Regions from separate parts of the Homo sapiens genome. Here region 2 is linked to region 1. Evidence: read pairs that join two places in POLR2A ChIA-PET (ENCODE). Cell type or tissue: B cell. All regions are shown on one strand.

Region 1 (5,000 bases):
TGGGATTACAGGTGTGAGCCATCGTGCCCCACCCCATTTACATCCTTGTCTCCATTGCTCCTTGGTTACTTAGCCCATTATCTGCACTCGATGTGGGACTGGTATCTGACCTCTAGATACATTTCTGTTTTGTTTTTTTTTGTTTGTTTTTTGTTTTTTGTTTTCCTAGAGAACTTCCTTTGTACCAGGCATGCTTCTAAGCACTTTATGATGTTCATGCATTTACACCCCCTTCACAGTCCTGGCAAATAGTGACAGTGATAATTCATGCTTAACAAATGGGGAAACTGAGGCACAAAGTGGTTTAATCAGTGATTAAGTAAACTTGCTTATGTTACAGAGGTTAAACTCTCTCAAAGAGAGGTCCCTGCCCTCTTGGCACTCAATCTGTGAGACAGAGCAAACCTCTTGGCAGTCCCTCACGTGGACTTTAGCAGAGGCAGCGGGACCCAGCAGAAAAAGTTAAGGAGAGCTTCCTAGGGGAGATGTTTGCTGAGTTGGGTTTTGAAGGTTGAGTAGGAGTTTGTCAAGTGAAAAGAAAGCAAGGGAAACAGCAAAGGCTTTCCCTGGGGAGCTAGGAAGGCCTAGGGAACCATGAGAAATTGGGGTAAATGGGAGCAGACGAGGAATGTGACAGGAATGAGGTGTGGTTGGAAATGTACATTGAAGCCAGATGGCGGGGGGGCCTCAAGTTTCACGGGAAAGGGGTCATATTTGAATATCTAGCAGTTGAGAGCTGCTGGAACACTGTGGAGTCACCTTGTTTGGTTCAAATACTGCTTCTACTACTTTGACTACCTTGAAATCATGGACAAGAAACATAACCTCTCCTGGCCTCAGTTTCCCTGTCTGTAAAATTAGACAATAATAATACCTAACTGGAATGTGCTAGATAAGGGTGAGCTGATAGTAATTTTTATTTCCAGTGGGAGCTAAGTGTATAACTGGGGGTGTAAGGTGATCAAATTTGCAATTTGGGTAATCATACCCAATTCCCTCCTAATGCCTGCAAAGGGAGCTGGGGCCCACATCTCTGGTCCTCAGTTTCCCCATTGTGAATCCAGTGAAGGGGAGCCTGCTTTAAGGCTTGAGTGTGCCTTCCTCCCCTGCCCCCACACCCCTGCCCAGGCTAGACCTGAGATAGTTTCACTTTGACCCAACTTCTGGCAACTGTGGCCTTTCCTGTCAGAAGGCTGGCTACAAGAGGACTTGGCAAAGGTGAGACAAATGGCAGAAATATGCCCAGGGCTGGGCATGCTGGGGGTTTCATTTTCAACAGTACAAGCTGGGGTCAGAGGCAGGGTCCCCTGACTTAGGATCCAGCCTGCCCTGGGAATATCATCCCTTTAGTTGAGCATGTATGCTGGGCTCCACAGTTTATTATCACTTTTTTATTTTTTATTTTTTTTTGAGACAGGGTCTCACTCTGTCACTCAGGCTGGAGTGCAGTGGCATGACCTTGGCTCACCACAACCTCCACCTTTCACCTTCAAGCGATTCTTGTGCCTCAGCCTCTGGAATAGCTAGGACTACAGGTGAATGCCACCACACCCAGCTAATTTTTTTTTGGGGGGGTGGTGGGTAGAGATGGGTTTTCAACCATGTTGCCCAAGCTGGTCTCAAACTCCTGAGCTCAAGCAATCCTCCTGCCTTGGCCTCCCAAAGTGCTGGGATTACAGGCATAAGCCACCTCGCCGGGCCTATTATCACTTTCTTTTAATCCTTCACACGCTGTGAGCTCTGGGTGCCTATGCCATTTCACAAGTGAGGAAACTGAGGCTCAGCATCAGTGAAGGGGCTACTTGTCAATAACACACAGCTGGCAGTGTTTCTCCAGGCATGGGATGAGTGCCCTGGAGGGTCTCTGGGTGGGGGTTTTAGGTGAAACATGGACATTTTTATAAAACATCGAGGCCCCTCCTCCTCTGTGAAACCATGATTTCATATTTTCATCCTCTTGTAGTCTTTCTGCTTAAGTCAAAAAGAAAGTCTCATATTGGTGCTATTGTGTCATAAACACCTCTCCAATGCTTGCTAATACTCCCCCTTCTCCTTCTCCTTTTTTTTTTTTTTTTTTTTTTCCCGACAGAGTCTCACTCTGTCACCCAGGCTGGAGTGCAATGGCACGATCGTGGCTCACTGCAACCTCTCCCTCCCAGGTTCAAGCAATTCTCCCGCCACAACCTCCCGAATACCTGGGATTACAGGTACCTGCCATCATGCCGGGCTAATTTTTGTATTTTTGTAGAAATGGGGTTTCACCATGTTGGCCAGGGTGGTCTTGAACTCCTGACCTCACGTGATCCACCCACCTCAGCCTCCCAAAGTGCTGGGATTACAGGAGTGAACCACCGCGCCCGGCCTCTCCTTCTTCTTTTTTTCTTTTCTTTTTCTTTCTTTCTTTCTTTCTTTTTCTTTTTTTTTTTTTTTTTGAGACAGAGTCTCGCTCTGTCTCCCATGCTGGAGTGCAGTGGCAATGATCTCGGCTCACTGCAACCTCCACCTCCAAGGTTCAAGTGATTATTCTCCGGCCTCAGCCTCCCAAGTAACTGGGATTACAGGTGTGCGCCACCATGCCCAGCTAATTTTTGTATTTTTAGTAGAGACAGAGTTTCACCATGTTGGCCAGGCTCGTCTCAAACTCCTGACCTCAGGTGATCCGCCCACCTCAGCCTCGCAAAGTGCTGGGATTACAGGCGCAAGCCACTGTGCCCGGCCTCCTTCTTTCTTTTTCTGTCTCTAAACCAAACATGGAGCAGACCTTTTGCTCAGCACACAGCAGTATCTAGCTAGAACTTACAATTTTTGGATTTCATTTCATTGCTTAAGGGTTACCTCTTTGTTGCGGGTGATTCTACCTTCCATCTATGGTAATAAAACATTTCCCTTGAAATAAAATTAACTTAAGGAAATCATGTAACTTAATTTGCAGGAAATATTAATTAAATAACAGAACAGCTGGGGACTTGGACAGATCTGGCAAAAAAAAAAAAAAAAAATACAAGTGAAGCTCCAGTGACTGGTGTGACAGCCTCAGCTTAGAGATGAAAATGAAGGCATGGCTATAAAATTAGGCTGCCCGAGATTCGAATCCATGCCCCCCACCAAGGCTCTGCTACCTACCTGCAGTGTGACCCAAGCCCGTTATTTAACCCTGTGCCCCAGTTTCCTCATCTGCAAAATGAAGGTAGTAATAGTCATACCTGATTCATACAGTTCTTGTGAGGATTAATTGGGATACTACGCATGAATTACTTAGAATCATGCCTAGCGTCTAGCGACATGGGTGAGCTGGCAGTCACCGCTGTTATTAGCAAGAAGCAACCTGAGAATGGGACCAGGTGGGTCTGACTTCATGGCTGTGCTGATTCAAATCCTCTGCACAGCTGCTATGACGCAAAATAATAATTATTATTATAGTTCTGTCTGGGTGCGGTGGCTCATGCCTGTAACCTCAGCACTTTGGAAGGACAAGGTGGGAGAATCACTGAGGCTGGGATTTCGAGACCAGCCTGGGCAACATAGCAGGACCACCGTCTGCAGTAAAAAAATAAAAAATAGCCAGGTGTGGTGTTGCACGCCTGTAGTCCCAGCTACTTGGGACGCTGAGGTAGGAGGATTGCCTGAGCCCAGGATTTTGAGGCTGCAGTGAGCTGTGATTGTGTCCTTGCATTCAGCCTGGGCGACAGTGAGACTGTTTTTCGCTTGTTTTTTTGTTTTGAGGCGGAGTCTTGCTCTGTCACCCAGGCTGGAGTGCAGCAGTGCGATCTCGGCTCACTGCAACCTCCGTCTCCCAGGTTTAAGCGAGTCTCCTGCCTCAGCATCCCTAGTCGCTGGGACTACAGGTCCATGCCACCACGCCCGGCTAATTTTTGTATTTTTAGTAGAGACGGGGTTTCACCATGTTGGCCAGGCTGGTGACGAACTCCTGGTCTCAAGTGATCTGCCCACCTCGGCCTCCCAAAGTGCTGGGATTACAGGCGTGAGCCACCGCGCCTAGTCAATGAGACGGTGTTTCAAACAACAACAACAAACAAACAAACAGCAGCAATGAAAGAATCAAGCAGAGAGGGCTGATTCCAATGACTGGGCACACATCACGTATTAAGCACTTTTCAGGCATCCTCTGATTGAACTTCACCCATGAGGTGGGTAGTTCTTAACCTCATTTCCAGGTAGGAAAAGAGGTTCAAGACCTAAGGTCTATGTGAGGTTGGGTAGGCAGGGATTGCTGTGGACCGGAATGGGGTGGGAGAACACGTTGGTCTCCGACGACTACAGGGCGTGGGAGAGGGCTCGCTATTGTGGCCTTGACCTGGCATGCCCTTGGGACATGCCCTCCCCGGGCCTGGGGTCTTCCAAGAGCCCTGAGATCCCGGCAGGCAGGACGTACCACGAGAACTGGGAACCACGTGAAGGCCAGAAGGGCTGCGGAGCCCGCAGTGCTGCCGAGAGGCCGAGAGGAAGCCGAGGGAAGCCGAGTGTGGCCGAGCCGAGCCAAGTCAAGCCGAGCGTGGCCGAGCCACGCCGAGTGGGCCTGGGGCAGCGGTTGGTGGGGAGAGCGGCGCAATGACGTCACTGGCGCGGCGCGTGGTGGCCTCTCGAGAGTGCAGGCGCCGTGGGGCGTCAGCTGGACAAAAGCCGACCCGACTTCATTTGTCTGCCTCGACCCCGACCCCGGCTGGTAGACAGCACTCCTGATGCACGGGACGAGGGAGCGGCACGAGCAAAGGCCCTGAAACAGGAGGGAGCGCGGTGAGTGCCTTGCCCAGATCCCTGGGCCGTCGTGGGACTTGGGCCTTCTGTGCGCTGCGGGGAGCCGTGCAGGGCTGCGGCGTGGGATGCTGGACTCGCCCTGGGTGTCGGGGGAAGGAGATGGGGGAGGTTGTACTGGGGCCATACAGTCATTGTAGAACCTGTTCCCCCCGAGGGCCGTCTGTCGGGTCCCAGAGCCAGGACCACGGTTGGGACAATTTGAGCGCCCACCTGAGCACCGTTGT
Region 2 (5,000 bases), 190 kb before region 1:
TATGATGGGCCCACCAGCACCTGCCGTCCAGCAGGAGGTGATCCCAGCACGTGCCTGGCACTTAGTAGATGCTCCAATAATGATTGTGTTATATTATCCCAGGTAAGATGTGAAGGGGACAAGGAAGGAAGGGGAAACATTGGTCCTAGGGTGGGAATCACAGAGGCCCTGGAGCAAGACAGGCCTGGGCTCATGTCTTGGCTCTGCCACCCACCAGCTGAGCGACCTTGGATCCATTTTTCTGCTTCTCTGAGACTGTGTTCCCTCATCAGCAAAGTGGGAAGCAGCTCCTCAAAAGCCCTTAGGTCACAGCTTGCAGCGGAATCAGCTCTCGTTAAACGGAAGCTGCCATCGCCATAGCTGTTATCATCACTGGAAGGACAGAGAGGAGGAAGCAGGTGGCAGACGGGCTTGCACCCACAGGGATAAAGCATACCTGGCCTCCTGCTGAGAATCCCTGTCCCTGCTGAGGTGGAGAGAGAATGCGAAGAGGAGCAAGCTTTTCACAGCAAGGATGCAACTTCTCAAGAGTCTGAGCTGCTGCTTCAATTAAAGGAAAAATCTGCAATTTAGAAAACCAAAAGGCATATTGCTCCCTTATCTGGCTGCCTCTGTGCTTTACTTCAATCTAAATCCAGGATTTAGATCACTCATTTACATTTACTAAATGCGGTTGAAGGCGAGGGGCCTGTGCAACCTCCCCCGGCCCCTTCCTCCTTCCAAGTAAGGAATCTGCTTTGAGGTTTCCTGTAATGTCTCTTCTAGATGAAGCCCATGAACGTGGAATATCTCATGATGGACGCCTCCATCCTGCTGCCCCCAACAGGCACGCCACTGACGGGCATTGACTTCGTGAAGCGGCTGCCGTGTGGCGATGTGGAGAAGACCCGGCGGGTGAGTGAGCACAGGACCTGTCATCTCCTGGGCCACTGTTCTCCAGAACCACTCCCAGACCAGGGAGGAAAGGGCTTCTTTGTCAAAGTCAAGAGCCTGCCCTCAACACAGCTTAGACAGTGGATAGAGAGTACCCATTTGCCCCCAGGCATGACTTTCCAAGGCATGTTTTTACCCTTTGGGAAGTAGGGTTTGGCATTCCGTTGCATCTGGCACCCAGTGTTGGCTGCAGAGAGGTAGCCTTCACCAGTGCAGACAGACAAGCCCTGAGCTCAGGAGTGTAAGGCAATGGGGCCAGTTTTCTGTGAACCATCGGGGGTGAGCACGGTACATCCAGTGCAGGTGAGGTTGGTGTGAAATCGTAGCCCAGCGGTCTCAGGACCCCCAGAGATAGTGCGATGTTAAGGCATCTACCTGCTCTTGGGACACAGTCAAATTAAATGTGAATCTCACCAGCCTGCAGGACAGATATGTGTGAAAAGATTAGTTCTCAGAACCAGCTGCAGTGTGTGCTTCCGTTATCAGCCCTTTTTTTCCGAAGCAGGTACTCTAGGAAGCAGTGTCCTCAGGGGTGTTCATGGTATTTTATCTCCCGGGTAAGATCAGAGTTTCTTTCTTAGAAAGCACCATCACCTTTTCCTAGAAAATCATTCACTGGAGACATGAGTATTTGTGTATAGTTCAGAGGAATTCATTGCACACAGCTCCCCTTGTCAGCCTTTATCATCTGAGTTAATTCGTGTGTGACAGAGGTGTTTCACTTTTGGATTTTGCAAAACAGGAATGACCTGTCATTTGCACCTCAGACACGAGGAGTCTGAACCTTCCTCCCTGCAGCTGGTGGTTCTACCTCGGAAGCCTGGGGGTGCAGAGGAAGTGGGACCCATGTGTCTTGAGTCAATCCACATTTCCAACTGTCTGACCAAACCCACAAGCCTCACCGCAGGACCCACCCTGTCCGGCCCACTGACGCCTTCCTTCCATGTCCTCCCTGCCAGGCACACGATTCTGTTTGTGGGTGGCAGTGTTTGCACTGGACGTCCTGGCATCAGCTTTCACTGGAGGACTGGTTCTGACAGATGTGTATGTGTTGCTTCATGATGCTGACGTGCTCACCCCCAGCCAGGGCTACAGCATCCTGTGCCAAGAAGGCCCCACCTGGGAGATCCCCCCGCACCCCTGAGCCAGAAGGTCCAGAGGACTGAACGCTGAGCACTGCTGCTCTGGATTCCACTTTGCCTTTTTGTTGTTGTTGTTGTTGTTGTTGTTTTGGAGGCTGCAGTGAGCTGTGATCCATCCTGGAGTGCAGTGTTGCGATCATAGCTCACTGCAGCCTCAAACTCCTGGGCTCCAGCCATCCTCCCACCTCAGCGTCGGTAGCTGGAACTACAGGCACAAGCTACCACACCTAGCTAATTTTTAGATGTTTTATAGAGATGAAGTCTTGCTAAGTTACCCAAGTTAGCCTTGAACTCCTGGCCTCAAGCCATCCTCCTGCCTTGGCCTCCCAAAGTGCTGAAATTACAGACATGTACCACCACACCCAGCCCACACTCTACCTTCTTTTGGTTCACAGTTCATCAGGGTTTTTCTTACCACTTCTATGAACACATAGCCTCTGTTATGAAGTAGATCAATTCAAATCAGTTCTTTATGTGAATTTCCTCATTAAATTCTATAACCATCCTAGGAGATTGGCACTATTATTATCCCCATTTTACAGAGGAAGAATTTTTTTTTTTTTTAGACAGGGTCCTGCTCTGTCACCCAGGTTGGAGTGCAGTGGTGCCATCTTGGCTCACTGCAACACACTCTGCCCCCTGGGGTCAAGCAATCCTCCCACCTCAGCCTCCTGGGTAGCTGGGATTACAGGTGTGTGCCACCACACTCGGCTAATTTTTGTATTTTTTGTAGAAATGGGGTTTTGCCATGTTACCCAGGCTGGTCTTGAACTCCTGGACCCAAGCGATCCGCCCACCTCGGCCTCTCAAAGTGCTAGGATTACAGATGTGAACCACCACGCCCTGTCCACAGGGGAAGAAATTGATGCATGGAGAGGTCTGGTGATTTGCTCAAGGTCACCCAGCTAGTGAGTAGCTGAGCCACAAGTCAGCCCAGGCAATGTGGCCCCCAGAACCTAGACTCTTAGGCATTCTGATCCACTGCTTCCCACACTGCCTTCTTGAGATCTGCTGGCTCTGCTCAGGACACTGGGACAGCAAAAACACAGCCCCAGTCCTGAAGAAATCAGAGCCTTAGAGGTCAAAGTGGGAAGAGACAGTGGCAGGTCATGTGGCTCAGGCCATTATTCAAGCAGCATTAGGTCAGGTCACTAATCCCACCTGGAGCAGGAAGTGGGACAGGCATCAGATAGGGAGGCATAGGCCCAGAGACAGGTGGCACATTCTGGCACCAACACGGCAGTGATTGCAGCTGGAGCCCACAGGAGGATGTGATGAGGCTGGGGGTGCTGGCAGGAGCCAGATCACGGGAGCCTTGGAGCCCCTTGAGAACCTTGGCTGTCACCTCTTAACACAGTTTCATGACCTCATGCCCTGCTGGGCTGGGGCAGATGGTCCTGATCCACAGGCGAGAGATGGGAGAAATGCAGGGGCCAGTTTGTCAGGCATGTGGCAGAAGGGAGGTTGCTTCTTGTCTACTCTGAGCTGCTGTCTCCATCTGTCAAGTAAAATGTGCCTGCCTTTCCAGAGTTATCGTGAGGACTCGGCAGCAAGCCAATGGCAGGTCTCGATGATAGTCTTTTTGCCCCTCACATGTCACAGAGTTGCAGGTTCCCAGGGCTGTGCTGCCCACCTCCCTTGTCCTGGATAGGATGCACAACCCGAGTGGCTGGCTGAAGCACAGATAGAGAATATCTCAGCTTCTCTAGAGTCTCTTTGCCTGTCTGACAAGTTTCCAAAAGCAACTCTCAAGTCCTCCCAGGGTCCCTGGGTAGCAGAATGATATAAAAGAGGCCAGGCTACCTCAAAGCCAAGGCATCCACTTTAGAAAAGCTTCCTTTGTGACTTTAATAATTTCTTTCTGAAGGGTGGCTTTGGCCACTCATCTCACTACGGTTCCTGTTGCAAGGTAGCCATCTAGAATCATCCAGAAGCTTAGCTCTTCAAGCCCACTTCAGAAATCAGAACACACCAATGTGCTTTGAATCTGAGCTAAAGGAAGTTACATGGTTTAGCAAGCAATTGAGGGCTTATGTGGTTCGTTTCAAGTTTTTTGCTTGTATCCAAAGAACATTCCAAGCTACCCCTTTGGATTCAAAGGTTTTCTTTCTTTTTTTTTTTTTTTTTCCACCAAGTAGACTTTTTAAAGGAGGCTGATCCTTTTTAGAAACTCCATCCTTTATTTTCCTTAAGGACTTGTCAAAGAGGTTCAAACAATTCTCCTGGCAAATCATTCCTAAATATTCATAGATTCATCAAAGAGCTGCTAGATTCTTGCTATGTGCCAAATACTGTGTTAGCCTTGGGGGTGAAGAAATGAGTGAGCACACATCCCTGCCTTCTGGACCGCTCTTTTTACCTAGTGAGGTAAAGTTTATTAACAAGTAAGAGAATAGCAGGTTGGGTATCAACTCACAGTCAGAGCTCTGGAGGAAAGAAACAGCATGCCATAGCCAGGGGCTGAGGAGCGCTCCTCCTGCAGATAGAGTGATCGGAAGAGCTTCTCTGCAGAGTTGACATCTGAGCTGAAACCTGGAGCATGAGGAGGAGCCAGGAAGGTTAAAGTGATAAAGGAGGCACTTTCCAAACAGGGAACAGCACACATCCAGTCCCTGAGATGCCACCAAGTGTGGCATGTTCAAGGAGCATAGTTAAGTGAGGGAGGGGCAGGAGCGCAGCTACAGGAGAGGATGGTGGTAGCGCTTTGCAGGCCGTGGGGAGGCATCTCACGATAACGCCGTTTTCCCTCTTGCTTTTTTTTTTTTTTTTTTTTTTTTTTTTTTTGAGACGAGTCTCAGTCTGTCACCCATGCTGGAGTGCAGTGGCATGATCTCGGCTCACTGCAACCTGCTCCTCCTAGGTTCAAGTGATTCTCCTGCCTCAGCCTCTACAGTAGCATGAGCCACCACGTCCAGCTGATTTTTT

What was found. Peaks named below come from ENCODE experiments on the same cell type or tissue, not always from the same donor. Only the 100,000 strongest peaks of a DNase experiment are listed, where the experiment ranks them.
Region 2: POLR2A ChIA-PET joins it to region 1 with 6 read pairs; 16 of 35 experiments call an interaction of 5 or more read pairs at or near these places.

Annotation. Positions count from the first base shown.
Region 1 is chr16:11,245,024-11,250,023 of GRCh38, forward strand. LOC105371082 (a long non-coding RNA gene) reads left to right here and starts at 4,578. Exons shown (of 3, transcript XR_933070.4): 1 at 4,578-4,755. In B cell, no CTCF peak of the experiment used is centred here; no DNase peak of the experiment used is centred here.
Region 2 is chr16:11,050,748-11,055,747 of GRCh38, forward strand. It overlaps CLEC16A (C-type lectin domain containing 16A), which reads left to right. Exons shown (of 24, transcript NM_015226.3): 18 at 766-894. Among named protein-coding and RNA genes, the nearest start is that of CLEC16A, 110 kb to the left of the region's middle. RefSeq lists enhancers at 1-161, 162-739, 1,752-1,901. In B cell, no CTCF peak of the experiment used is centred here; a DNase peak (open chromatin) is centred at 1,984.